2 separate regions of the Homo sapiens genome follow, and region 1 is linked to region 2. The links are chromatin loops, found by intact Hi-C in ENCODE. Cell type or tissue: endothelial cell of umbilical vein. All regions are shown on one strand. Links, peaks and the distances in the headings refer to the core of each region. The heading gives the core; the rest is flanking DNA.

What was found. Peaks named below come from ENCODE experiments on the same cell type or tissue, not always from the same donor. Only the 100,000 strongest peaks of a DNase experiment are listed, where the experiment ranks them.
Region 1: it touches region 2 in a loop (6-fold over the local background); 44 of 110 quality-filtered maps call a loop at or near these places.

Annotation. Positions count from the first base shown.
Region 1 is chr1:154,751,102-154,765,239 of GRCh38, reverse strand. The region is part of intron 3 of KCNN3 (potassium calcium-activated channel subfamily N member 3); the gene reads left to right. Among named protein-coding and RNA genes, the nearest start is that of KCNN3, 110 kb to the left of the region's middle. RefSeq lists a silencer at 4,359-4,728. In endothelial cell of umbilical vein, for the core only: a CTCF peak has its summit at 4,614 (motif pointing right); no DNase peak of the experiment used is centred there; H3K4me3 peaks cover 301 bases; H3K27me3 peaks cover 718 bases.
Region 2 is chr1:154,661,685-154,677,093 of GRCh38, reverse strand. LOC124904428 (a long non-coding RNA gene) reads right to left here and starts at 5,502. Exons shown (of 2, transcript XR_007066636.1): 1 at 5,010-5,502. In endothelial cell of umbilical vein, for the core only: a CTCF peak has its summit at 7,243 (motif pointing left); a DNase peak (open chromatin) is centred at 7,213.

The sequences.
Region 1 (14,138 bases), core at 1-8,000, 91 kb before region 2:
CCTAGGTAAGGGGATGTTGTGTGTGGGGATGGTAGATCAGAGTAGGCAGATCGAAACGGATTCCTCTTTTCCAGTTAGAATGTGGGGGACAGGAGGAGCCACCCCTAGACATACCCCAATACATTCTTTTTCTGGAAAATTTATTGAATCATAAGGTGAAACAATCCTAGAGGCACACAGGCATCCCAGAGCTGACTCTCCCTCAGGAACCCTAAATTCAGAGTCATTAGAACAGTTCCACAGTATTTTAAATTTGGATCCACCCTGTCATTTGAATGAGGCAACCAAAGGGCAACAAAAGTCATTCTTGGAGTTTACTTTTGGGGGGAACTCGTTTGCCAGTTGACCAAAGACTGAATCACAATTAAGATCTTAATAATGAAATGTTGTAAAGAAAGGCAGACATTGGTTCACACAGGCAAACATGAAATCAAGACTAAACTTACGCGTAGTTGCAAAACTCCAAATTCTAATGTCAAAGAAAAAGTAGATTCTGGAAAGAGTGGATGTATGAAATTAAAGCAATAATTCAATAATAATTAGAGGGTTGCAAATCCTCAGATTAAAAATTTGAGAGGAGAAGGCTAGAAGGGATTAGTAAAAGCATGCCAGATGCGTTGTCCTATGTAGAGGAGAATTTTAAAATAAAGCCCTATTACTCAGTTTTAGCAATCAGAGAAATATTTTTTTTAAAACCTAAAGGAACCACAGGCAAAATTTTATGAGTATAACAAGAATAACAGTAGCATCAGCCATATATTGTTTCACTTAATCCATACCATAGTTCTATGAGACTGTATCTGCATTCTGTATATGAGGATGTTGAGACACAGAGAGGTTGAGCGATGTGCCTCAGGCCACAGAGCCAGCAGACTTGAGACTCCAACACCAGCCTGAGAGCCTTTTCCCTACCCTGAAAACATATACCTCCCATGCCACATCAGAGCCCACATAGCTAAGACAGAAAAAATAAAGGAAGCAGGAAGGAAGAATTTCAATACAAAGTATGAAAGAAGATCAGAGAAAAACAAACTTAAAATTTATAACAATCAACATAATTGTGTTTACCTCCTTGTTAAAAGTAAATGTCTCTTAGATGAGATTTAAAAGCAAAATTTAATTGCATGCAATTTACAAAAGAAGTACCTAGAACAGAAGGACCCAAAAATAAATGAAGAGCAAAGATTTATTAGGTAAGTACAAATCAGATGGCAAACGAATAGAAATTCTCATTTTAAACCAAAATGAATTCAAAACAGAAATCATTAAATTGTCCAAAAGAACCATTTAATATGGATAAAAGTGCTATATACAGTAAAACTGTGAATTTTATACAAAAAATGAGATTGATAATCTGAATTTTTAAATGTTTAAATTAATTGAGCACTTTGTAGCCTATAAACAAACATCTTCTTTTTAAGCATCCAGGGAACACTTTAAAAAATTGATCAACTTCTTGGTCACACATTTCAAAACATCAGAAAAGTTGCTCGGGCTGTATTCTCTGACCACAAGCCTATAAAACTCCAATTAAAGGACAACTTTTTGGTGGGACTTTTAAAGCAATCTCCTCAATTACAACAGAGAATTCAAAACTACCGTTAAAGGCTATTAGAAAATTACAACAATGATGACCCTGTACGTAAAAACTCAGGATGTGACCAAAGGTGTACTCAGATGAAAAACATCCTTAAAGTTTTTCAGGCACAATGGTGTGCACTGATAGCCCCAGCTACTTGGGAGGCTGAGGTGGGAGGATCACTTGAGCCTAGGAGTTCGAGCCAGTAGTGGACTATGATTGTGCCTGTGGATAGCCACTGCCTCAGCCTGGGCAACATAGGGAGACCCCATTTTTAATAACAAAAACAGAAAAAAATGAACAGAGAAAATAACTGAATCCATTAGAAGAACAAAACAAACCTCAGGAGGGAAGATTAAGTTTATAACAAAGGCAAAGATAGGAATTAATGAATTTAAAAACCAGAAAAACATAATTTATAAATCCAAAAGATACCAACTTCTAAAATATAAATTTAATTGAGAAAAAAGAAAACACAAAATTAGAAATTTTAATGGAGAATAACTACTGATTCTTAGGATGTTTTAATAAATAAGTGAGAATAGCTTAACTTTTTTTGAAAGAGAAGACCATTGAGGGGGCTTTCTCTACTAGATATTAAAATGTATTATAAAACTGAAAGTAATTAAGTCCCTCTGGCATTACTGAAAAATCAATAATGACAGATCAATGAAACCTAATGGAAAACACTGAAATAAACCCTACTATGTTAGAACCCAATATACGAGAAAGAAAACCAACTGGGAAGCGATAGATTATTCAATAAATGGTAATGGAGAAATTGGAAGCTTGGATGAAAAATCAAATTGGAACCCTAGCTCTCACCAGCCACCAAAATAAATTCCAGGTGGATTAAAAAGTCAGATGTAAAAGAAGAAACCATGAGCAAGCTCCAGAAAACAAAGTGAATATTTAATCAGCCCTGAGAGGAGAAAGAACTGTTAAGCATAAAATCTCAGAAGAAACATGAAGGAAAAAACTGGTGTGTTTGATTACATCATACACACAATTTTAGATTTCAGTCCCTCAAAAAATATGAACTTATTTAAAGAGCAAATGTTATGCTAGAAAAAGTATTTGCAGCAAACATGACAAGAGGTAAATATCCCTATTATACAAAGCAGTCTTAGAAACTAATCAGAAGAACTTATCTCCCCAGTGAAAAAAATAGGCTGAAGATAAGGCCAACTACAAAGGAAGAAATACAAAAAGCCAATAAAATAAAACACACAACACATATTCAGTCCCTCTAATCAAAGAACTGCAAATTATAACTACAAGGAGAATTACTTTTTCCCCTCTGGAGTTGACAAAATTTTAAATAAATATAACTCAGTGCTGGAGAATCTTCTTATTGTTGGCGGTGGGCGGGCATGGGGTTGTCTTACGCTGAGGGCAAGAAGGAAATTAGACCATCTTTCTGGAAAACAATTTAACAATTTGTCACAGGAGCCTTGAGTTTGTAACTTTGATCCAGGAATTCTCTTTCTAGGAAGCTATTTTAATAGAATAATCAATTTACATCAAACCTCTTCTGCATGGTGCAGTTTATAATAGAAAAGAATGAGAAACCAAGTAAACATCTAGGATTTCAATGGCTAAACAAGTATGGCACATCCATATGATGGGTAGTTAGCAAGAATTTTAAAAAATCAAATCAACGTGTTTGTTTTCGTTTTTGTTTGTTTGTTTGTTTGTTTGTTACTTCGTTGTTTGTTTTTGATGCGGAGTCTCATTCTGTCGCCCGGGCTGGAGTGCAGTGGCGCCATCTCGGCTCACTGCAGCCACCACCTCCCGGGTTCAAGCAATTATCTTGCCTCAGCCTCCCGAGTAGCTGAAATTACAGGCACCTGCCACAACGCCTGGCTAAGTTTTTGTATTTTTAGTAGAGACGGAGTTTCTCCATATTGGCCAGGCTGGTCTTGAACTCCTGGCCTCAAGTGATCCACCTGCCTCGGCCTCTCAAAGTGCTGGGATTACAGGCGTGAGCCACCGCGCCCGGCCTAAAAATCAATCTTTTGAAAATTACAGTAAGGTAGGAAAATATTCATGATGTAATATTTGAAAAAGGAGCGTACAAAATAGCATTATGTAGGATATTACCGATTTATAGATAGGTGCAGAAATACCTGGAAAATACATAGAAACATTAAGTTGATTTCTTTGTGTTACATGTAATATTTATTTATTTATGAGATAGAGTCTCGCTCTGTCATCCGGGCTGTAGTGCAGTGGCGCAATCTTGGCTCACTGCAACCTCTGCCTCCTGGGTTCAAACTATTCTCATGCCTCACCCTCCTGAGTAGCTGGGATTACAGGCGTGCGCCACCATGCCCGGCTAATTTTTGTATTTTTAGTAGAGATGGGTTTTCGCCATGTTGGCCTGGCTGGTGGTCTGCAGCTCCTGGTCTCAGGTGATCCGCCCGCCTCAGCTTCCCAAGGTGTACATGTGATTTTCATACATGTAAACATTAAGTTGATTTCTTATGACGTTACATGTGATTTTTTATTACTTTTTATTGTATTTTCAACAATGAGAATGAATATACATATATAAATTTTTAATGGAAAGAGGTAGCATTTGTTTTTACACACTTGACGAAGCCCCTCATCTTCCATAGGAACTCATGTTTTACATCAACGCGGGGTGGAAAGTAAAGCTGAATGGCTCAGTTTTTACACATAATTTTCTCTAACAAGCGCAATGCAAGTTCCGTCTTGAAGGGCTCTCTTCCGACCCGTCGGCCAGTGGCCTTGGTGGACAGGGCCGCGGGGCGCCTTTGCGGGGCCGGAGTGCTTCTTCGCGGGCGCGCGCCTCCCTTGGAGCCCCTCTGCGGCCGGCCGCTTATGGGAGCGCCCGAGCCGGCGTGCGGGCAGGTGGAGCTCCACAGGGGACGTGTGATCGAGGCAGGCGCCACTGGCTCTTCAGTAGCCTCCCGGGCGTCCCCGCGGTGTTGCGGGGTCCGGTGGGGAGAGGCCGCGAGTCCGCGGGTGGTTCCCGCGCGGCCAGGCGGTCGTGGAGAGGCCGGGGCCCGGGAGAGGCCGAGGCTCGCTCCGCCAGGGGGCGCAGGGAGGGCCAGGTGGGCGGTGTCCCCACCTGCAGGGACTCGCTGTGGAGGAGCAGAGCGTTCAGGTTTCCTCTCGCTGTGGCGACAGCCGGAGCGGCTTCAGGGCTGGGCCGGCGGCTCCAGGGCTGCTGCTAGCTCCTGGCTCCTGTCTCGAGTGGGATCCCATTCTGATTTCACCTGCGTGATTCACAGTCTCCAGTCCCACTCCGCGGCCGCTTTCTCGTTCTGTGATCTCGTATTCAGCCGTTCTTTCCTCTTCCTCATTGGCAGTATTTTTGTGCCCTTTGACACTTAAACTGCTCATTCGTGGCTAGTTTTTTTCGTACTTTTATATTAAATAATTATACATGACTTAGCTATTATAAGTAATGGCTGATATCTCTTAGAAAGGAGAATCAAGAAATAGGGAAATTATTAGCCAGCGTGGTGGCGCGCACCTGTAATCCCAGCTACTCGGGAGACTGAGGCAGGAGAATCGCTTGAACCTGAGAGGCGGAGGTTGCAGTGAGCCAAGATCGCACCATTGCACTCCAGCTTGGGAGACAAGAGTGAGACTCCGTCTCAAAAAGAAAGAAAGAAGGAAAAGAAAGAGAGGAGAAAGAAAGTGGGAGAGAGAGAGAAAATAAAATAAAAAAGAAACTGGTAAAGCAAGGAAAATTTCCATAAAATTTGCATTCTGAAGCACTAAGTTTGGGACTGTGGGTGCAAAGTGAAATCCATATTGCATTGAGAAACCATTCCATTTTTTCAGTCAAGTCAATCCCCAAATTATTCCAAATTATTTGCTGCATTACACCAAACCTGGGTTTCCCTTCACTCTCTTCTGCTGGGAAGTCACCAGTGTCTTTTGTCTCCAGGATTTTTGCCTTAGGGAGACCCAGTTAAATGCCAGGGTTCCTTCTTTAACTGGGGAGGACTATCTGACCTTTGTCACTGGAATGAATTCCTTCCCAAGTCTGCCAAAGATGGTACACAGTGACAGTTAGTGCCATGCTGGGTGTGTAGGAGAGAAGTGACTTCCTTTCCTACAGCGGATGCCTAAGGGCATGGGGCTTCATTCTCACCCGCTCCCCCACCCACCTCCTTGGAGGGGCTGAGGTAAGGAAAAGGAAGGGGTTCCTGTAAGTGACGTCAGCCACATCTATTTGTGGGCTGACATTAGTCAAGCAGGAAATCCATATTCTGTCAGCTTTTCCATCCTTCAACTTTGGGGTTGTTTTGTTTGCCCCTCGTGATCCCATTGTGCCCTACATTTCCGGTGCAGACCCCTCCCTCAAAGGACGGGCACCTCAGCTCCACAGGGCCCCTTCTCCATGAGTTTGGTGTCCTAGGCTGGCTCTCAGGAGCGCAGCTCTTCACCCCCCTGTGTTTCCCCTGCCCTCCACTGCCAGCTTGGGGCCCCCGCGCCAGGCTGGGGTAAAGCCCTGCATTCCTGGCTCACATAGCGCAGCTGCTAGAAGGGTTTTTAAAAATGTGATTTTTTTTGGCCGGGCATGGTGGCTCACACCTGTAATCCCAGCACTTTGGGAGGCCAAGGTGGGCAGATCACCTGAGGTCAGGAGTTCCATACCACCCTGGCCAACATGGCGAAACGCTGTCTCTATTAAAAATACAAAAATTAGCCCAGTGTGGTGGTGAGCGCCTGTAATCCCAGCTACTCACGAGGCCGAGGCAAGAGAATCGCTTGAACTCAGGAGGTGGAGGATGCAGTGAGCCGAGATCACACCATTGCACTCCAGCCTGGGCAACAGAGCAAGACTCCATCTCAAAAACAAAAACAAAAACAAAAACAAAAACAAAACGATGTTCTCCTTCCATTTAATACAGACTCCTCTGTTCCCTGAGACTTGGCCCCAGTCCCCCAGAGGCTGAGCTGAGAGGGAATATGGGTGAGACATGCCATATTCCTTGAGTACCCCACCTCGTTCCATTCGGTCTGGATGCCTGCTTGCCCCCCACTGCACAGAGAGTTTAAGGGCAGCCAAAGTCCCCTGGCTGCCTTTGAGTAGTGGCCCTGGAAGCCTGCTGGCCCTAACACACCTGGTCATTTTGTTTTCCCAAAAGGCGCCTGGGAGCCGCCTGGTAACACAGCCCCTGCGGGCCCTCTCAGACAGGGCCAGACATGCTGCAACGGGCCCAGATGGGCTCTGACACTCCCACAATAGAGGGGGCACAGAACTTAGTAAAACTCCTTTTAAATATCTTAAACATGTTTCAGCTGAGCCAAGGGGAAAACACCTAGTACACAGTGGCAATCGCACCAGCACAGGATCCATCCTGTGATCAGGACTGCCTGAACTCAGGGTGGAAAAACTCGGTTTGACCCCTGGTTCTACCATTAACCTTGCACTTGTACTTAACCTGACCAGAGTCATGCAGCCTCTTTTGAACACCCTCTGGGACACTACTTTAAAAGACTATCCAATCCATTTGCAGACAGCTCTGACTTAGAAATCTCTTCCTATTATTGGTTAATATTGGTTAAAACGTGTAGTTTCTGTCTTGGGTCCTAACTCAGTTCTCTGGGTCCGCACGAAAGAAGTTCAAGTACCATAGGCTGGCGGTTAAGCCATTGACCTCTGGGAAGATGTGAGCGTGGAGCCTTGCTTATGCTCTTACTAGCAGGTGACGTTGGGCCAGGAAAGGGGATAATTCACAAAAAGCCCTTAGCACAGTGTAGAACATTTAGCACACGGTGAGTACCCAGTGAAGCAGCCAGGTATTTCTTTTTCTACTGAAGGTCCCTTGAGTATCCAAAGTCAGGTTGAATCTTCTCTGCTCCAACCCAGTGGTCTCCAGTCCCCTCAACCATTGTCACAGGACTTCTGGTCAGACTCCACCCTCTCGCTCACTCTCCTCCCCTGGTCATCAGTGTCCTCATGAAGCGAAGGCCCCAGAACGAACATAGTGCCCCAAGTGTTAGGCATCCTCCCATTTCCTCGGCATTATTTTCCTTTTAATGCAGCCTGAGAGTGGCCCATATTCTTAGGGCAAAGGGCTCCCAGGCATAATGGCCTGGGAATTAGGGAGCGAGACCCAGGGCCCATCTCTGTTTAGATTGGGCACTCTTGACAGTTCCATTCTATAGCCCCATGCTCTATTGTTAACTTTTCTTCAATACAATTGTAAGGGCCTTGTTTAGCCTGAATCCTGCAGGGAGCAACTTGCACCCTTGTTCCACATGGCCACTACCAGATAAGAGCCACAGCTCAGTAAGGCCAGAGGAGTGGTTCAGCCACGTGGGAACCAGCCAGGACTCAAAGAGACAAGAGGCTCCTGTCCTGTTTCCAGCTTTAGCAAGGGAGTTGAGGGCTGGCCTGAAGTCCATTTCTCTCTGCCTTAGTTTTCCTGCTGATAAAAGCAATAGTTAGTTTCTCAGGCTCCCGCAGATTTCTCAACAGATTGTTTGAGCACTGAAGTTGAGATCTCTCCTGCTCTCTGGACACATCTCATACTGATTCCCCCCATACCCTATTTCCTACACAGGTCTGTCCTTTACCTGGACATTCTCCCTCCTCTGCCGTTTCCCTTCATCATGCTTGCTCCCGGAGAATGCAGGCACTCTCACAGGAATGCATCCATGCATCCCAAGTGGAGCATTGAGCCACGCCTCTCTCTGAGCTGCAGTGCTCTCATGAGAGACTTGCTAAATAATAATACTGTTATGTATAGGTGTGGAGCTCTGCTATTCACCAGGCACTGTGCTAGGAATTAAATATATCTTAAAGCATAAAACACACATGATTTTTTCCCTCATGGGCTTACAGTCTACCAGGGAAGACAGGTAACAAGTAAGGAAACAAAAAGTAGATAATTTCAAATCTATGACATATACTGTGAAAGTGGAAAAAAGAAGTTTGCAATGATTCTTTTTTAAAAAAAAATTTATGGCATTGGATTGGGATCCTACTCATCTGGGGCCTGCTTGGAGGTGTCTCTGGGGAGGTGATGCTTCAGCTGAGGTCTGAAGGATGAGAGGAAATGAGCCCTTCACAGACCAAGAGGGTGAGCCTTCTGAGAAGAATGAGAAGACTGCACCAAGGCCCTGAGCTGGCAAGGAGCCGGGGGGAAGGAGTCACTGGAAGGAGAGTAAACAGATGAAGGGGGGTGTGGCAGGGACTGAGCCGCAGAAGGGGGCAGGAGGCTGAAAGTGAAGGGCCCTGAGTGCCATGTTGTGGGGTTGAACCTAAGTGCAGTGGAAAGCCTTTAAAGAGTTTTATCTTTTTATTTACTTGTTGTTTCTTCTTCTTCCTCCTCCTCTTCTTCTTTTTCTTCTTCTTCCTCTTCCTCTTCCTCCTCCTCCTCCTTTTCATCGTCGTCGTCTTCTTCTTCTTTGCCTTTGCCTTCTTGTTCTTCTTGCTCTTCCTCCTCCTCTACCTCCCCAACCCCTCCTCCTCCCCTCCCCATCCTCCACCTCTTCTTCTCTTCTTCTTCTCCTCCTTCTTCTTCCTCCTCTTCCTCCTCCTCATCTTCCTCTTCCTTCTTCTTCCTTCTTCCTTCTTTCCCCCTCCTCCTCCTCCTTCTTCTTCCTCTTCCTCTTCCTCCTCCTCCTCCTTTTCATCATCGTCTTCTTCTTCTTTGCCTTTGGCTTCTTGTTCTTCTTGCTCTTCCTCCTCCTCCACCTCCCCAACCCCTCCTCCTCCTCCCCTCCCCATCCTCCACCTCTTCTTCTTCTCTTCTTCTTCTCCTCCTTCTTCTTCCTCCTCTTCCTCCTCATCTTCCTCTTCCTTCTTCTTCCTTCTTCCTTCTTTCCCCCTCCTCCTCCTTCTTCTTCTTTGCCTTCTTCTTCTTCCTCCTCCTCCTCCCCTCTCTCTCTCCTCCTCCACCTCTCCTCCTCCTTCTTCTTCTTTGCCTTCTTCTTCTCCTTTTCCTTCTTCCTCTTCCTCTTCTTCTTCTCCCTTCTCCTTCTCCCTCTCTCCCTCTTTCTTCCTTCCTTCCTTTCTTCTTTCTTTCTTTTCTTTCTTTCCTTCCTTCCCTCCCTCCCTCCCCCTCCCTCCCTCCCTTCTTTCTTTCTTTCTCTCTCTCTCTTTCTTTCTTTCTTCCTTCCTTCCTTTCCTTTCTTCTTCTTTCTTTCTTTCTTTCTTTCTTCCTTTCTTTCTCCCTTTCTTCCTTCCTTTCTTCCTTTCTTTCTTGTCTCACTTTGTCACCCAGACTGGAATGCAATAGCATGATGACAGCTCACTGCAGGCTTTAACTCCTGGGCTCAAGCAATCTTCCCACTTCAGCCCTCTGAGTAGCTGGGACTACAGGCATAAGCCACCATGCCTGGCTAAATACAAAAATTTTTTGGCGACAGAGTCTCTCTATGTTGCCCAGGCTGGTCTTAAACTCCCAGCCTCAAGCAATACTCCCACTTCAGGTTCCCAAGTATTAGGATTATAGGTGTGAGCCACCATGCCTGGTGCTTTTGAAGGGTTTTAAATAGGAGAGTAATACAATATGGTTGCTTCTAAAAATATTACTTTGGCATCTTTGTGAGTAAATTGGAGGTGGCAAGAAAACTACTAGGAGGACTAAAAAGGCTACTGCAGCAGGCCAGGCAACAGACAAAAGTGACTTAGAAGGGCGGTGGTGGCGGTGTAGAGTTCTTGAATACATCCCTGCACCATGCCAAGTTTTATATACATCTTCTCCTGTACTGATGTCCCACGCATCAAATCTGTGATCAAACTCATCATGTTGCCCCTAAATTCTCTCTCTGCTTCTCTGTTTGTGTCTTCTTTTTCTCAGGAACTTTACCCGTTAGTATTCGTTTTAGGCTGCAAGTGATAGGAAACCCAAAACAACAATAGCTTAAACAAAACAGAAGTTCTGTCTGACGCCAAAGAAGTCCGGAAAGGTGTCTATAGCAGGTATGCTGCTCTATGGCATCATCAGGGACGCAGGCTCCTTCTCCCTTGTTGCCCTGCCATCGTTGGTACGTGGCTTCTTCCTCATACTTCAAGAAAGCTGCTGGAGCTCCAGCCATCCCACCTACCTTTTAGCCATCAGGAAAGAGAAATGGACAAAATAAGGTTGTTTCTTTCTTGTTAAGGACATTTCCTCGAAGTAACACATGTCACTTTCATTTACATCCGTTGGTCATTCACATGGCGGGAAAATGTAGTCTTTATTATTGGTAATCATTGCTCCTTCCTGGGCGCTCTTACTAATGAAGAAGAGGAGACGTGCTGTTGGGCTGCAACCATCTCTCAGGCTCAAATCGTTCCCCATCCTTATGCCACTCCCAGCCCCATTTCCAGCCCTCTATTTAGGCACCAAGCTCTATGGTTCTTATTCTGCGGTGTCGCTTGAAGTCATCTCTTCCTGCTACCTCCCTGACACAGATCCCTGTCATCTTACACCAGTTTACAGAAGTAGCTTTTCTGGCTTCCAGTTACCGTTCCTACTATTACCCCTCAAAAACCTTCAATTGCTCCCTCTAGAAGATTAAGTCCATATTTTTAAATTTAGTGACCAAGGCCCTCCATCATGCAATTCCAGTCAACCCATGATAAAACCGGTTTGGTTCAATTTTAGTAACATCAGCAACAATGGTAATAATGATACTTTGCATTCCTACATGGAAGGTTTTATTGCTCACAGAAGGGACAGCACATGGCCCCTGGAGTCAGAAACGTGCGCTCATAGCCTGGCTTGACAACGGACCAGCTGTGCGATCCTGGGCAAGTCACCTGCCCTCTATTAAATAAGCACCTGCGACTGGCTGGTTCCTGATAAACCCTGAGCCCTTTCCTTTCCTGGGCCTCTTTCTTGGGATCTGTAGATAGGAAGTAAGCCTGGTCTACCTGCTTCCCAGGGGATTAGGAAGTTCAAACAAGAGGAGACCTGAACAGCTGGGGGAAACATAAAACACTGGACATCCTCTTCTGTTTTTCACCACGACCCTATGAAGTGAGCAGGCAGGACGGGGAACCCACGGTCCCTATTTCGTGGATGAGGATGTGGTGGCTCAAGGAGGCTCATGATCTGCCCTGGCCCTGACTTGTAGGGCAGTGGAGGAGGCCTGGGCCCTTGGGACCCCGATCGCCTGTGGCAGGGCTTTTGGGGTATGTGTTCCACTGGGGAGGTGTGTTACAGAGTGAGTCTGTGTTGAGACAAAAGGAGAAAGAACATAAGACGCAAAGTTTTTCTTTCAGCTTGGACTGTGCAGTCATTTTCTAATTTCTTTGAGGTCATGCTGTTTGGTACCTAGGAAAGGAATTGTGATTGGTGTTCTAGAAAAACAGTGATTTTTAGGGGGAAGCCACTGCCTATTAGTAAGTACAGGCAGAAGCGGCTCATTGTCCTTGAATGCCATGATGTCTGTTTTCGAGGGGTGGGGTGGGGTCTGGTGACTGGCTAGACTTTTTTGGAGAAAATGTATAACAAACTTAATAAAGTAAACATCTATGTTGTCAAACTTACTGAGTTAAGTAGATGTGAATATAGTTAACTGAGTAGTAGCTTTAGAATTATTTTGTCAAGTTTAACATGTGAAATTGTTCCCACTTAGTTACCAGTATTCTTAAATTGTCTTGTTTATAATTTAAACTGTGCATTTTATTTAGAGAGTAAATGTGTCTGGAGGCTTTTCATTATTTCAGAAATTAGAGGATAGATTCCTGAGGTGCCCGGCCTGTCCCTGAGGCCACGTGATGCAGAACTGGAGGCAGGTGAGTCTGAGCCGGGTGCTCGGAGCCTAGTCAAGGGTGACCACAGGCCGAGGGAGGAGAAACTTCTGACATGCAGTGTCCTCATAGGAATGCTTTGTGGTGTTATCTCCATTTCCCTGATGGAAAAACTGAGGCCAAGAGCAGTGGGGTAACTCCCCCACCATAGTGTGGAGTTGCTTAATTGCCTCGCCCCCAGCAGGGGGCATGTCTGTGTGATAATGTCTGCTACAGTGCCCAGCCTCTGTAGGAGGCTAGGAATTGTTTTTTAATAAATAAGGAGCACTATCTTCGTTCATGGCCATTCATTCTACACAGGTTCTCCTCTGTGGCCCAGCACTCTGTGAAGTAAGCAGGGCAGGAGCAATTTTCCCATTTTAGAAATTAGGAAATGGAGGCTTTGGGAGGTAAGCGAGCCAGGGTCTCACTGCTGGCCCGGGGCTGCTGCCCGCAGAGTCCTCCACCTGGAGCACTCCCATTCTCCGAGGTTCCCTTGCCAGCTGGGCATGGCTGTCCAGACTGAACATCACTCCTTCCTTCCTTCATCTGCTCAGTGCTTGAAGATCCCAGAGCCCAAGGTCACTTCAGCTAACAAGCTGATGTCCCTATATTTGGGTGAGCTGATGGTGCTAATGGCAGTGTAGATCTTCGTTTTAGAGGATAATTATGTTTTCTGAAAGTCTGTGGAGAATTGTGCCATTGCTTGAGGGATATCTAATAAAAATCACGCACTGGATAAAAGCAGACCAGAGTTCACCTAAGGAATCATCATCGTCATCATTGTCATCATCTTCCTTATCAACAGCCTCATCTCTACTCATGACAGATTTGGCCAAAAAGAAAAAAAATAAAGGAGGCCTTTCGAGGACTTAACACCCGGAGGACTTTCCTCCATGCCTCCTCTCTCTGTCTGTCTTCCTAATTTCAGTGAGTCAGTTTTTCCTCCCCATCTGTTTGCTTTCTGGCACTTTACACAACTGTCTGGGCTCTTTCATTTTGCCTTCTGTGGTTGCTCAACTCCATCATTTCCCTCTCGATGCTTCTCCTTTGTTCCCTGGCAGGCTCCTCTCATCTGCCAGTTTCCAGTCCTATGAAGAGTCAGAGGTGGGTTTTAGTTTTCAGGCAGCATTTTTGTTGCCTGGCAACGTGTAACAAGCATCTTCTGTGGTGGCTGCTTCCCTTAAAACAGAGCCAGGCTGGGGATGCAGTGGACGAAGGAGTCTCTGGGAGCTTCTCTGGGGTCATGGGGAGGAGTCAGGGGAGGGGGACAGACAGACAGGTTGGCTTCCATGGTGACTCTGAGTGTTGCCATTCTTACTCTTTTATAATAGCCTTGGCACTGGCACGCCCTCTCCTGCCCCATTTCAGGCACCCCAGGTGTCCAGTGGTGAAAAGCCTTGGGTTAGGAGCCATCAGAAGTTCTGTGTAACTTGAGAGGCACCTGCTGCAGCTCCCTGAGGCATGGCCAGCCTGGATGAAGGCTGCTAGGTGGTTTCCACTGGTGCTGACTCTTGCTTCATCTTGTCTGCACGGGATGCCACAGGCCTCCTGTCTGGAAAGACACCTGGCTTTTGCCTCTGCAGTCAGCCCAGCTGCTAGTTGTCCCGAGAATGGGAGTGGGAGAGAGAAGGGGGACAGAATGTGATCCAAAAAAACACCTGACTTAGAGCTGGAGGGGGCTTTAGAGCTTCTTTAGCCAAATCCTCATATTGTACACACGAGGAAACCAAAGCCCAAAGAAGGGAAGCAACTTGTCCAGACTCACACCGCGAGTTGGGCGGGTCTGAGCTCCCAGCCAAGGGTCTCTCTCCTGGGACTGGACTCTGCCGAGCTCACACA
Region 2 (15,409 bases), core at 2,388-10,387:
TCCTCCCTTTTTAACTCTCTCTTTAACTTTCTGTGTCTGTCCCTCTTTCTCTCTGACTCCTTTTCTTTGTCTCTGTTTCTGACTCCCTCTTTGACTTTGTCTCTCTGTCTCTTCCTCTTTCTGTCTCTTTCTCTGACTTTCTCTTTCTCTCTTTCCTTCTCGCTGGTCTTTCCCTACCTCTGCCAGCCACTTATGCTGCTGTTCTCCCCTCTCCTTCCCATTTTGATGGCTTTGGTACTGTAAGACTCCCACCTCTTTGGTTTCCTGCACCGTGGGCAATAACTCCGTAACTTCCCTGTGGCATCCAGTGGGGGTTCCCAGAGGTTAGGAACTCCTATTCTTTCCATAATGCAGCATGGGCATGTAGGATTAGATAAGCATACTTGTTATCTGTATACACATTTATTCTTTTTCCCTTTCCCAGTTCTAAGGCTCGGGAAAGTGCCACTAGTTCTGCTAACTGGGCACTGGTCCCTGGGGGAAGAGGCTTGCTTTCAAGTATGGTTACATCACTAACTATGGCATAACCTGCCCTTCGTATCCCATTCTCCACAAATGAACTTCCATCGGTATATAGGTTAAAGTCAGGATTAGTTAAGGGGACTTCTAAGAGATCATCTTGGGTGGCATAAGTCTGGACTATAATTTGTTGGCAGTCATGCTCGATTGGTTCCCCATCCTCTCGGAGAAAAGTGGCAGGGTTGAGGGCCACGCACGTGCGTATTTGAAGCACCAGTCCCTCAAGGAGTAGTGCCTGGTATCTAAGTAGGCAGTTGTCTGATAGCCATAAACTTCCTTTGGCACCTAGTATGCCATTTACATCATGAGTAGTCCAGACAGTGAGATCCTTTCCTTGTATTATTTTGATAGCCTCTGACACTAAGACGACCACTGCTGCAACTACCCTTAAACAGTGAGGCCAGCCTTTTGCTACTACATCAATTTCCTTACTTAGGTATGCCACTGGTTGTGGGGTTGTCCCACGAGTCTGAGTAGGGACTCCAAGAGCTATCCCGGCTCTCTCTGTGACATATAAAGAGAAGTTCTGTCCTGTGGGAAGGCTTAAAGCTGGAGCTTGTACTAGGGCCTGCTTTAAGGTTTTGAAGGCTGTTTCTGCCTCTGGTTCCCATTCTACTAAATGAGTATTTGCCCTCTGGGTTTCCTTGATTGGAGTATAGAGGGGCCTGGCTATCTCGCTGTATCCGGGGATCCATAGTCAGCAAAAGCCGGTAATTCCAAGGAACCCCCTCAACTGTTTTAATGTCTTAGGGCAAGCATAAGCCAGTATAGGCTGTATTCATTCCTTACTGAGGGCCCTGGTCCCTCTGGCTAAGATTAGGCCTAGATATTTAACCTGCTGTAGGCAAAGCTGGGCCTTCAACCTAGACACCTTGTACCCTTGATTAGCTAGAAAGTTCAAGAGATCTAGAATAGCCTGCTGGCACGAGGCTTCCGAACTGGTAGCCAAAAGTAAATCATCCACATATTGAAGGACCAGAGTGCCTGGACTTGAGAAGTGGCTTAGATCTTAGGCCAGTGCCTGACCAAACAGATGAGGGCTATCCCTAAACCCTTGGGGCAAGACTGTCCACGTAAGTTGGGACATGTGGTCTGTGGGATCCTGGGAGTCAGAGTGCAGGGGAATACAGAAGAAGGCATCCTTGAGGTCCAGAACCGTGAACCATTCTGCTTCCTCTGGTATTTGAGAGAGCAGGGTATAGGGGTTGGGTACAACTGGATATAGTGGAATTACTGCCTCATTAATGAGTCTAAGATTTTGCGCTAGTCTCCACTGACCGTTCGGTTTTTGTACTCCTAGAATTGGGGTGTTGCAGGGACTACTGCATTTCCTCACTAAGCCTTGAGCTTTCAAATGTTTAACAATATTCTGTAATCCTTTATGAGCTTCAGGCCTTAAGGGATATTGCCTTTGATAAGGAAAAGTGGTGGGATCTTTTAACCTGATTTGGACTGGGCAGGCATTTTTTGCCCTTCCAAATTGTCCTTCCAATGCCCAGACTTCAGGGTTGATTCCCTCCTCAAGTAGGGGACAACAAATGGGTAACTTGTTCCCCATATTCATGTAGATAATAGCTCCAGCCTTGGCTAATATATCCCTCCCTAATAAGGGTGTGGGACTTTCGGGCATAACAAGAAAGGCATGTGAAAAGAGCAAAGTCTCCCAATTACAACTGAGAAGGTGGGAGAAATACCTGGTTACAAGCTGTCCCAGGATTCCTTGGATGGTAATGGACCTTGAGGACAGTCGTCCAGGTCAGGAGATTAACACTGAGAAGGCCGCACCAGTGTCCAGGAGGAAGTCAATTTCCTGGCCCTCAATAGTTAAACATACCCGGGGCTCAGTGAGGGTGATGACATGAGCTGGTGTTTGCCCCGGGCACCCTCAGTCCTGTTGATGGATCATCTACTTGGGGCTTCTGACCCAGGGAACCTTTGTCCTCTGGGGCAGTGCACCTTCCAGCGATTGCCTCGGCATAGTGGACATGGACGAGGGGGCAGCTTGTTTCTCATTGGACAATCTTTTTTAAAGTGTCCTAGTAAACCACACTTGATAACAAGTCCTACCAGGTGATTGGCCTGCTCCATTTTCTGTCCTCTCTGAACCACCAAGGTTTGTTTGTCTGAGGGCCATGACTAAGGCTGCAGCCTTTCTCTGATCTTGCTTTTCCTTTTGGGCCTGTTCCTCTTGGTCCCTATTATAGAACCCCGAGGTTGCCAGGTTTAATAATGCCTCTAGATTTTGTTCAGGGCCCAGGGCTTGCTTTTGGAGCTTTCTCCTGATATCTGTGGCTGATTGGGTAATAAACTTATCTTTTAGAATCAATTGACCCTTGAGTGATTCGGGTGACAGGGGAGTATATTTTCTTAAGGCCTCTTGTAGCCACTCGAGGAAAGCAGAAGGATTTTCTTCCTTTCCCTGAGTTATGGTGGATATCATTGAATAATTCATGGGCTTTTTTCTAATTCTCCTTAGTCCTTCTAGAACACAGGTCAACAGATGTTTACGACTCCAGTCCCCATGATCTGAGTCAAGGTCCCAGTGGGGATCCATACTGGGGATGGCTTGCTGACCGTTAGGGAATTTGTCCCTTTCTTCGGCTGTCATTCTATCATTTACTTGACTAAGATACCAGGTATCTCCAAACTCTCGGGCTGCAGCTAAAGCCGCATTCTTTTCATTAAAGGCCAGAGTTTGATCTAACAGTAGCATGACATCTCTCCAAGCGAGGTCAAAGGTTTGCCCTAGACCCTGTAGGACATCTATGTACCTATCAGGATCATCTGAAAACTTCCCCAGGTCTGCCTTGGTCTGTTTTAAATCAGAGAGGGAGAAGGGGACAGGTACGCGGGTTGGGCTAAATTCCCCTCCCCCTACAGCTTGAAGGGGACATAACCGATAGCCTGGGGGTTTTTGTAGTCCTTTGGAGATTTCTTTGCTTATTTCCTTCTGGGCAGGGGAGATTAGAGGAGGATTATCATTAATAGGAAGGGGAGCTATAGGGAGGCTAGGATATGCGGGTAAGCTGAGAGGTCCTCCTGTAGGATGTAAATTACAAGCTTTGCATAGTTGTGTATTCTCCCTCAATGAAAAGAAAGCTTGGACATAAGGTATTTCACTCCATTTGCCTTCCCTCTTACAGGAAAGGTCAAGCTGCAGGATAGTATTGTAACTTGTACTTCCCTCAGGTGGCCATTTTTCCCCATCAGAGAGAGAATATTGGGGCCAAGCCGCAGTGCAGAAAAAAATGAGCTGCCTCTTTTTCAGGGTTTTTGGGTCAAATTGGTCCCAATGGCTTAGGATGCATTTCAAGGGTGAGCCTGTTGATGCCTGAGTGTTTCCCATCTGAAAGACAAAACCAGCCACAATTTTGGCTTATTTTGTTTCTCCCCCTGCCCGAGAACCCACAATGGTCCCTGGACCCTGCTGATCGGAACACTTGTGCTCACCAACGCAGCAGCAGAAACACTAGTTTTCCTCCCAGACCACACGGAGGACCAAGGAAGATCTGATTTAATGGTCCTTACTGATGCATTCTCGAAAACCTGCACCCTTGCCTGTCCTCCTAGACCACAGGGAGGACCGACTGAGAAAAATCGGATTTAGTGGCCCTTACCGACGCATTCTCGAAAACCTGTTAGAGTCCTAAGCATTCTCCTGTTCATATTGGGACTTTACCCCTTTCCTATAAAGATGTTATGCCCCAAAAATGAAGCGGAGGGCCATACCCTGAGGGAGGGAAGGGATCTTCAGGGTTGGAAGAGTGACACCTTTTGTCCTCACTTATATGAATAGGAAGGATACAATTTCTGAGGCTCCCCATATCCTAGCTTCAGGAATAGCTTTTATTAGGCCTGTTAGTCTGAGGAGGGATCCTAAAATTCCAGGTAGTCCCCACTACGATGGGGCTTTGGGCAAAAATTATGTCTTTCTGATTGGTGAGCCTGGGTGCCTAAAGAAGGTAACAAGAGTCCTGGAGTTTATACTAGAAATCATTCTTATAGGAGAAACTAGAAAAGCACCAGAGACAGGTAGCAATTTTTAGAAGTGGGCCTAACCTCAGAGAAGAGAGGCAAAAGGAAGTTTGTCTGGAAGGCATTAGGACCCAGGGGGCAAGGGTCAGGATAGATAGGATAGATGGGTGAGTCTCGCTTGGGCAACATGCCTTTGAGAGTTCCGCTCATGACCGCAGGGTCAACCAACTTGTTGTTGGGACCCCGGAGCTGCATGTCTTTCCTCTCTGTCGACCCTCGGCTCAGCCCAGAAGTACAGGAAAAGTGGAAGCTGGTTCTAGGCAAACGGTCCCAACTCCGAAGAAGAGTCAGGGGTTGTTAGAGAGCCCTTTCCCAGAAAGCCTGACACCCATGTCTTTAGTCCGGCGGCCATGCTAGTCGCTTTTAACTGGCCAACAGGTGCCCGGTATTTAGCCCCCAAATTCTAAGGAAAGACAGGACAGAATAGCAAGTGAAAGGGGTCCGATGGTACTCACTGCTCAGCAATAGGCGATGGTCTCACTGCTCGGCGATTGTCTCACCACTTGGCGATAGGCGAAAGTCCCATCTGGGTTGCCAAAACGTGTCTGGAATTGGCGGGTTCTTGGTCTCACTGACTTCAGGAATGAAGCCGCGGACCCTCGTGGTGAGTGTTACAGCTCTTAAGGTGGCGCACTGGAGTTTGTTCCTTCTGATGTTTGGATGTGTTCGGAGATTTTTCCTTCTGTTGGGTTCGTGGTCTCGCTGGCTCAGGAGTGAAGCTGCAGACCTTCGCGGTGAGTGTTACAGCTCTTAAGGCAGCGCGTCTGGAGTTGTTTTTTCCTCCCAGTGGGCTCATGGTCTCGCTAGCTTCAGGAGTGTAGCTGCAGACCTTCGCGGTGAGTGTTATAGCTCATAAAAGCAATGTGGACCCAAAGAGTAAGCAGTAGCAAGATTTATTGCAAAGAACAAAGCTTCCACAGTGTAGAAGGGGACCCCAGCGGGTTACCACTGCTGGCTCCGGCAGCCTGCTTTTATTCTCTCATCTGGCCCCACCCACATCCTGCTGATTGGTAGAGCCAAGTGGTCTGTTTTGACAGGGCACTGATTGGTGCATTTACAATCCCAGAGCTAGACACAAAGTTTCTCCACCTCCCCACTAGATGGGCTAGATACAGAGTGTCCACACAAAGGTTCTCCAAGTCCCCACCAGAGTAGCTAGATACAGAGTGTGGATTGGTGCATTCACAAACCCTGAGCTAGACACAGGGTGCTGATTGGTGTGTTTACAAACCTTGAGCTAGATACAGAGTGCCGATTGCTGTATTTACAATCCCTGGGCTAGACATAAAGGTTCTCCACGTCCCCACCAGACTTAGGAGCCCAGCTGGCTTCACCCAGTGGATCCCACATCAGGGCTGCAGGTGGAGCTGCCTGCCAGTCCCATGCTGTGCGCCCACACTCCCCAGCCCTTGGGTGGTCGATGGAACTGGGCACCATGGAGCAGGGGGCGGTGCTCATCGGGGAGGCTCCGGACACACCGGGGAGGCTTGGGAGCCCATGGAGGGGGTGGGAGGCTCAGGCATGATGGGCTGCCGGTCCCGAGCCCTGCCCCGTGGGAAGGCAGCTAAGGCCCGGTGAGAAATCGAGCGCAGCGCCAGCGGGCTGGCACTGCTGGGGGACCCAGTACACCCTCCGCAGCCGCTGGCCCAGGTGCTAAGCCCCTCATTGCCCGGGGCTGGCAGGGCCGGCCGGCTGCTCCGAGTGTGGGGCCCGCCAAGCCCACGCCCACCCGGAACTCCAGATGGCCCGCAAGCGCCAGGCGCAGCCCTGGTTCCCACTCGCACCTCTCCCTCCACACCTCCCTGCAAGCTGAGGGAGCCGGCTCCGGCCTTGGCCAGCCCAGAAAGGGGCCCCCACAGTGCAGCGGTGGGCTGAAGTGCTCCTCAAGTGCTGCCAAAGTGGGAGCCCAGGCAGAGGAGGCGTCGAGAGCAAGCGAAGGCTGTGAGGACTGCCAGCACGCTGTTACCTCTCAGTGCAATCGTCTCTTACTATAGCCTCAACCTCCTAGGCTCAAGCAGTCCTCTTACCCATGCCTCTTGAGTATCTGGGACTACAGGCGTATGCCACAATGCTCGGCTAATTTCTTAAGTTTTTGTACAGACAATGGTCTCACTCTGTTGGCCAGGCTGATCTCCAACTTCTGGCGTTGAGTGATCCTCCTGCCTCGGCCTCCTGAGTATCTGGGATTATAGGTGTGAGCCACCGTGCCAAGCCAGTCTGTTTTAACCAGTCCCTGTAGGTGATTCTGATGCCCACTCAATTTGAGAACCCCTGGTTTAAAACATATAGCATACAGCAAGTGCTTAATAGTTCCTTTTTCCTCTATTATCTTTAAATAAAACTAGTAATTCTCTGCATTAAATGACTTGTACACAAAATGAGCTGCTGAGTTCAGCCTGCTTGCTCAGTTTTAGCTAACACCAACTCTGGAGCTAGATAGCCCTTTGAGGATGGATGCCTATAGTCCAAAAACATCATGTCATTCACCTCAAAGATGTCATTTTCCACGAAGCACATTGAAGAGGGGGTGGGCAAATAACACTGTCTATTAGTTTATGGAGGGTTCCTTCATAGGAAGAGACCTAAAGCACTGTTTTCATTTCAGGAAGAAACCAGGTCTTACGAACTCCCAGAGTCAAGCACCTAGTGGGGCCAGAGCTCTGAGCAAATGCTGCCATCCTGTGGGCAGAAGTGAGACACAGTGCATGGCCACCCAGTCTGTCCAATTAGCACTTACCAGGCATCTGGAGCACACCAGGCCCAAAGAGGGGTCCAGGCAGGTATAAAGGCCATACCCCGAGGTGCTCGCTACAGGATAGCGGAGATGAGCTTGCATGCAGATGAGTACGTCCCCAGTGCAGAGGCCAGAGCGGGGAGGTGCTCAATCTCAAGTGCCTGAAAGGACTTTTTTTTTTTTTTTTGTAGAAGCAGAGTCTCACTATATTGCCCAGGCTGGTCTCAAATTCCTGGGCTCAAGTGATCCTCTCACCGTGTCCTCCCAAAATGCTGGGATTACAAGTGTGAGCCACTACGCCCAGCCAAGACTATTTAAATATACAATCTTTTTCCTAAGGGCAGTGGAGCATTTGCAGAGCTATTAATACATTTTTCACAGAACAACAAATATACGGATTTTTTAAATGAGAAACTGAAAATTAAGGGTGATAAAAATGCTATTCAAAGACTCAGTTTCTAATTATAGTCTTCTAATGGAGAAAACATGGAACCAATTCATTTCTCTTGCTGTAACAGACGCTCTGTGAGAGCTCCCATTGAGAAATAGGTGCTGTCATTTATGTCTGTTCATGCTGCATGATTTAAAATTCTGGGAGGATATTTCATTTTAACACAAAATACCATCCTTTGAGCAAATGCAATTAACTTAAATTCTATATATACACCTAATTCGGCCTTTCATATAAGTAAAAAATATTTATTCACCTACCAAAACAAGAAATTGCTTAAAACAATGTTGGAGTGGCAGGGCATGGTGGCTCACACCTATAATCCCCGCACTCTGGGAGGTCGAGGAGGGCGGATCACCTGAGGTCAGGAGTTCCAGACCAGCCTGGCCAACATGGTGAAACCCCATCTCTATTAAAAGTACAAAAATTAGCTGGGCATGGTGGCGAGCATCTGTAATCCCAGCTACTTGGGAGGCTGAGGCAGGAGAATCGCTTGAATCCAGGAGGCAGAGGTTGCAATGAGCTGAGATCTCACCACTGCACTCCAGCCTGAGCAACAAGAGTGAGACTCAGTCTAAAAAAAAGAAAAGAAAAGAAAACAATGATGGAGCATGTCAAAATCATATGGAAGCCAGTTTGCAGGCACACTCAGTGGCCAAATCTAGAACAATTAAGTTATCAAAACAAGTAATCAAGTAGGCCAGACATGGTGGTTCGTGCCTGTAATCCCAGCACTTTAGGAGGCCAAGGTGGGCAGATTGCTTAAGCTCAGGAGTTGGAGACCAGCCTGGGCAACATGGTAAAACCCTGTCTCTACCAAAAATACAAAAAATTAGCCAGGCCTGGTGGCATGTGCCTGTAATCCCAGTTACTTGGGAGGCTGAGGTGGGAGGATCACTTGAACCTGGGAGGCAGAGATTGTGGTGTGCCGAGATGATGCCACTGCACTCCGGCCTGGGCAACAGAGCAAAATAAATAAATAAATAAAATAAAACAAAAATAAGTAATGAAGTAATAACAGATAGCAACCCATTGAATGAATAGGAAATGTGAGTCTAAAGTGATACAAATCAATTAAATAAGTAAATAGAAAGTTTGATGAAGAATAGGTTATTTACGTAGTTTTGGAATACTGCTCTGCAAAAGATTAATTACAAAGGGAGTAAGAGTAACTTTACAGTGAAAAGCCTTGGGAGACACCACCTAAATCAAGTGATCAGAGCAGACGTTATCAATAATGGAACAAATCAGAATCTTGTTCCACCTGATGGAATGTGATGGGGACACAGTACCACTTCTGTGATGCTCCTCTCAGAGATTATAAGCTGAATCTAATCATGGAGAGACAGCTGACAAACTCAAAGTGAGGGACATTTTACAAAATAGCCTGTAATCTTCAAAAGTGTCAAAGTCATGAAAGTTAAGGAAAACCTGAGGAACTGTTCCAGACTGAAAGAAAGTAAAGACACTTAGGACTAAATGCAACATGTGATTCTGCACTGGATTCTTCTACTGTAAAGACCATTATTGGAACAACTGGCAACACTTGAATAGGATCTGAGGGCTATAAGTAGTTACATATCAATATCAAGTTTCTCATGGTGATGGCTGGAGTAGGGTCACATAGGAGAGTGACCTTGTTCGTAGGAATCACACACTAAAGTATTTGGGGGTAAAGGGACATCAGGTTGAGAACTTACTCTCCAGTGATTTTGGTAGTGGAGTTCTTTTTTTTTTTGAGACAGAGTCTCATTCTGTTGCCCAGGCTGGAGTGTGCAGTGGCGTGATCTCAGCCCACTGCAATCTCCACCTCCTGGGTTCAAACAATTCTCCTGCCTCAGCCTCCCAAGTAGCTAGGATTACAGGTGCTAATTTTTGTATTTTTATTTAGTAGAGGCGGGGTTTCACCATGTTGGCCAGGCTGGTCTCGAACTCCTGACCTCAGATGATCCACCCGCCTCTGCCTCCCAAAGTGCTGGGATTACAGGCATGAGCCACCATGCCAGGCCTGTGGTGGATTTCTTCATACAATCCTTGCAACTTTTCTGTAAATTTGTGATTTTAAGATTAACAGTAAAACTATTTTTTAAAAATGAGTATCAGCTCTGGAGTCAGATTATTTGGATTGTAATCCAACCTCTTCCCCTTAGTAGTTACATGATTTTGGGTAAGTTACTTAAGTTCTCTGTGCCTTAATTTTCATATCTGTACAATGCTAGTATAATAATACCTAGCTCATAGGATTATTGTGAGGATTAAATGAGAACAATAAATATTACATATTAATATGTTAACATATAATTTACAACAATAGGAATCATTTAATTTATCATCCAAACTATATACTTTTGAGAGTATAATATGTGTCAGCTGCTCCTTCCCCAAAGAGATCATAGAAGAAACTTGTTTATCAGCAAAGCTAAATGTATTGTTTAATGGGGCAAGGAAGACTACTACCTTGACAGCCTTAGTAGTGTCTCAGGAGGAGATCATGGGTGGGATATTCACATGGGTTAGAGGGTCTGGGTTAAAGTGGGTCTTTCAAGGCAGGGGCCTGGGGCAGGGGGATGACTGCGATTGAGCAAAATTCATGATATTAATATAATAGTTTAGGATTGGTGGATACAGGGAGGCGAGGGTTTTGAAGCCAGCCTTGAGGAGTAAACAGCCCTTTGATAAGCCAGTTGAGTGACCTCCTGCTCTGAGAAGCAGGCTATTAACCTGATGAAGGCCAGCTGAGTTGTCTATATTGCGATAAATTTGCCACTTCATCTTCTTGGGCAAGAATTTCCTGGAATTGAAGACATGTTAACTCCATCTTAGCTCTTAATCCTATTAAACGATGTGGCTAAAGATGGTTTCCATTCTCAGAGGACTGTAACCAGACAATACTTAGGGAAAACAGACATAAGCCAGCATGTATGGTCACCCTACCTACTACCAGGCAGACACCAAAGCCATATAGTATCCGTATTATTATCTCCACCTTGCCAGATAAGGAAATTGAGGCTTGTGGCCATTAGGAAGAGCAACTAATTGAGCTTTGGCAGATCAGCGGAGATTAAAGCCAAGTGTAGTTCTGAATAATTAGCAAGACGTAATTAATCAGGTGACAAAGGGAAGAGGTGAACAGATGGGGTAGAGTGGGGCAGTGTTCTGTGGTGAGTGAATCTGCTGCCAAAGCACAAGGGAGGTGACAGCCTCTGAAGAAAGAGGCTGACAAATTCAGTTTCTCTGAAAGAAATATTTAATAGGAACTTATGAACTGAAGCCATGTCTCAGGTGGCTGCAAGATGGTGGATCCCTGGCCTGGCGTGGTGGCTCATGGCTGTAAATTCCAGCACTTTGGGAGGCCAAGGCGGGCGGATCACCTGAGGTCAGGAGTTTGAGACCAGCCTGCCCAACATAGCGAAACCCTGTCTCTACTGAAAATACAAAAAATTAGCCAGGAGTGGTGGTGGGAGCCTGTAATCCCAGCTACTTGGGAGGTTGAGGCAGGAGAATCGCTTGAACCCGAGAGGCAGAGGTTGCAGTGAGCCAAGATCATGCCACTGCACTCCAGCCTGGGCAACAAGAGCAAAACCCCATCTCAAAAAAAAAAAAAAAAAAGATGGTGGCTCCCCACAGTGGCCCTCCAAAAAGTATCTTTCGCACAGGAAGCTTTTAGGGTAAAGACATGTTGAGCTGGTCACATCTCAGATTTTCCTGCTGAAACTCATGACCACTGGGGAGCTCAGGTAAGCAATTTTTTTTTGAGATGGAGTCTCGCTCTGTTGCCAGGCTGGAGTGCAGTGGTGCAACCTCGGCTCACCGCAACCTCTGCCTCCTGGGTTCAAGCAATTCTCCTGCCTCAGCCTCCAGAGTAGCTGGGACTACAGGCACCCGCCACCATGCCCAGCTAATTTTTGTGTTTTTAGTAGAGACAGGGTTTCACCATGTTGGCCAGGATGGTCTTGATCTCCTGACCTCATGATTCACCCGCCTCAGCCTCCCTAAGTGCTAGGATTACAGCACTTATGCACTGTGAGCCACCGCACCTGGCCCAGGTAAGCTGTGAAGGGTTATCTGTGCTACAGGCATCACTTAAAAACGCTGCTGCAGAACACCTTGGTATGCAGGAGTCAAGCAGCCATCAGAGCAGTTTTGCTTCACGATGGTATTGATACAGGACAGGAGAGCCCCAAAACTGGGGCTTAGCCCTTGAGGGTTCTTGGCTTTACCCAGGAAAGAATTCAAGGATGAGCCCGTGGTGTTAAACAGCAGCTTTTATTGAAGTGGCCACATACAGCAGTAGCACAGGTACTGCTCCTTGCAGAGCAGGGACATCCTATAGGCAGTGGGCTCAAACTAGCAGCTCAGAGGCAGCTCAGCAGTGGCATTTATACCCACTTTTAATTACATGCAAATTAAGGGGTGGTTTATGCACAAATTTCCAAGAAAAGGTAACTTCCAGGTCATTGAGTCATTGCCATGGAAATGGGCAGTAACTTCTAGATGCTGCCATGGCACTGGTAAACTGACATGGCACACTGATGGGTGTGTCTTGTGGGAAGCTGCTTTTGTCCCACCCTGTTTTAGCGTCCTCAATGTGGTCTGGTGTCTGAGCCCCAACTCCCGAGTCAAGTCCCACCTCCTATTTCACTATTGCTCTTGCCATGCAACAGTCTGTTTTCCTACAGGCAGGAAGAAGTGTTTCTAGCAAAAGGAGCAGGGTCCTCCTGGGGAAGTAAAGTACTTCATTCTGGGGAAAGCTGCAGTGGAAGTGGAGAGGGCCCTGAGAAGAGGCCTGGGATCTCTTGCTGTGGAATTTGGGCTCTATTCTAAGGGTGATGCCAAGTCACTGGAGGGTGGTGGACAGGAAGTGACTTGTGCTCAGATGAGCATTTCAAAAGTTAAAGCTGGCTGCAGTGGTGGAACAATGGGTTGGAAAGAACAGTTAGCGGCTGATTCAGTAATTCAAAAAGAAATACACATGAATCTAAAGAAATTAGACTCAGTAATTCAGAAAGAAATAAACCTGACTCAAAATAAATTAGAATGGGAGGTAAGTGGGCTGATGGAAAAAAATGAAGCAGAACCAACAGGACTTTAGCGTTTTGAGTAGAAATAGGGGGCCAAGGAGAGGGAGAAAGGAATTATATTGGGATTGCAGCTGACATGAGAGTGAATCATCCTATCCATGATCATATTTCATCTTTTTTTAAGTTTTTTTTAAATTGTCATTGAATAGTTTTATAATTTTCTTCACAGAGGACTGAGATTTCTTTATTCCTATATATAATGAATATTGATTCGCTATTGTAAATGGTATCTTAAAGCCTTGATTCTCCTTCCCAAGCTGATGGGCTGAAACACAGCTATTAACAAAATGGCCTGTTTTATCTTTGGGCCAAATGCCCAGCCACTTTGGGATTCTAGCACATAATAAAAGAACCATACCATCCAGGGTGGCAGCCAAGTGGCTGAATAGCATATTGAGCTGGTTCCCTGGCTCCTTTCCTCAAAGACAGCAGGACTGCAACTCCAGCCCCTAGTGGATGCCAAAGCTGTAATCCGTGCCCAGGGAAGCACTGATCTCAAACTCCAAGGTGGGTTGTGAAGAAAATGCCAACACCCAGGAAAAAGAGCAGATCACTAAAAGATTTCTGTCCAGGAAGTGGTGTGCTATTTGTTAACATGTAGCTTATCATGAACAGCAGGCAACAAGGAAGGCCTTTGGCTTAAAACAGAGTTCCAAACGCATAAGGGAAGCACATTACCCTTAGATATCTAAAATTGTACATTTGTTGCTCTTGTTGTTTACTTAGAAACTAAGTAAGGAAGCTGCTCTACTGAATTTGCACAGAAGTAACTGAGCCTTATACAAATGGTATTAGGTGTATAAATTCTAAAGAATAAAGGAAATTTTCAGAAACAGTTCAGAATGCTATGTGGGTAATAAGCAACATTTTTATCTCACCCTTTTCCATTTCCAAAGCCCTTTTCTATTTATTTAATCCTCATAACAACCCTATGAAGTGAGCAAGAAAGATATTACTAGACCAGTTTTATAGATGGGGAAACTGAAGCTCAGGTGGTTTCAGGACATGACCCAGGAGGGTCATAAAGATGTCACCCAGGAGAGTCAGGACTCAAAGGCCTGATTTTAGGCCACCAGGCCTTTGGCAACTCCACACTGCCCTTTTAGTTTTGAGTGTCATTTAGAAATCTACTTTCAGCTACTCAAGGTCTCTTGCCAGTTTGAAAATTGGACATAAATATTAACAGGGGGTGGGGGACAAGAAATAAACTGAAAGATAGATTGAAATATACCTACAGTTTTTATGCTAATATAATTCAGTGTTTTACCCATTTATTATGAAGTCATGGAAAAGCATATGACGAAAGGGATTCTCAGGATAGCAAACCGGCCAAGAGATGTGAGCACAAGGGAAGTCTTCCTCTCCTGGCATTTCTGATCACCAATAGCATTCACTGAGCAGGGACTTGGCTGGCCTCCCTAAAGCCATGTACAACTGCTCAGATCGGGGTTGATCTTTAAGAAGTTCATGAAACTGTGAACAGGTCAAACTCTCATTGCGCACATCCTTGATTCTTGAGATGGGAAGACAGTTATATAAAGTGGGCTTCACTTTTATTAAATATGCCATTAGGTAAAATAGGTTCTTCCCTGTGATAACTACATTACTTCTAGTAGAATATAGACTAAATGGTTCTTCCTGGAATAAAAATGCACTGGAGAATATCTGCTGCCAGCAACCAAATTAGCTTAAATCTTTTTCCAAATACTCTAAGAAGAGTTGTGTTTTTTACCTTTGGGACATTAAGAGAAACTGGAAACCAAGTACACAATAACAACTGGCTTTAATCTACTCTGGCTAAATACAAGAGTGATAAGGGAATACTTTGACTGATGCATTAGAACCATTTGCATTAAGTTCAAATCTATGATAGGCAATAGCTATCATTATTTCTCCTGCATTAGGTGTTTTTATTTTTCCTAAAAAGTGGATTTTTCATATAAAAGGACATTTTGCTTACAGCTCAGTCTTCATTATTAATTTCTTCCCTGAATAATTTAAAGAATGGCCCTAAATGTAGGCTTAGGGTTTACTTTTTAAATGATGTTTGTTCTTTTTATTTTTATTTATTTATTTTATTTACTTATGTATTTTTTTTTTTTTTTTGAGACAGACTCTTGCTCTGTCACCCAGGCTGGTGTGCAAAGGTGCGATCTCAGCTCACTGCAACCTCCGCCTCCCAGACTCAAGCAATTCTCCTGCCTCAGCCTCCAGAGTAGCTGGGATTACAGGCGCTTGCCACCATGCCCAGCTAATTTTTGTATTTTTAGTAGAGCTGGTGTCAATCTCTTGACCTTGTGATCCACCTGCCTCAGCCTCCCAAAGTGCTGGGATTACAGGTGTGAGCCACTGTGCCTGGCTGAGGCACAATTTTTTAATGCTTTTCTGTATATGTCAAATTTTCGACTAAGACCATGTATTGTTTTCATAAGCAGAAAAAAGCAATGAATATAATTTGTATTTCAAAAAGTGTTATAGATCTATATGGAAAGATGAAGTGTTAAGTGAAATAAATTGTAGGACAGTATGTATAGTGTGATCCTACTTGTGTTAAAACACTTCTGAAGGATATCTATGAAATGATTGATA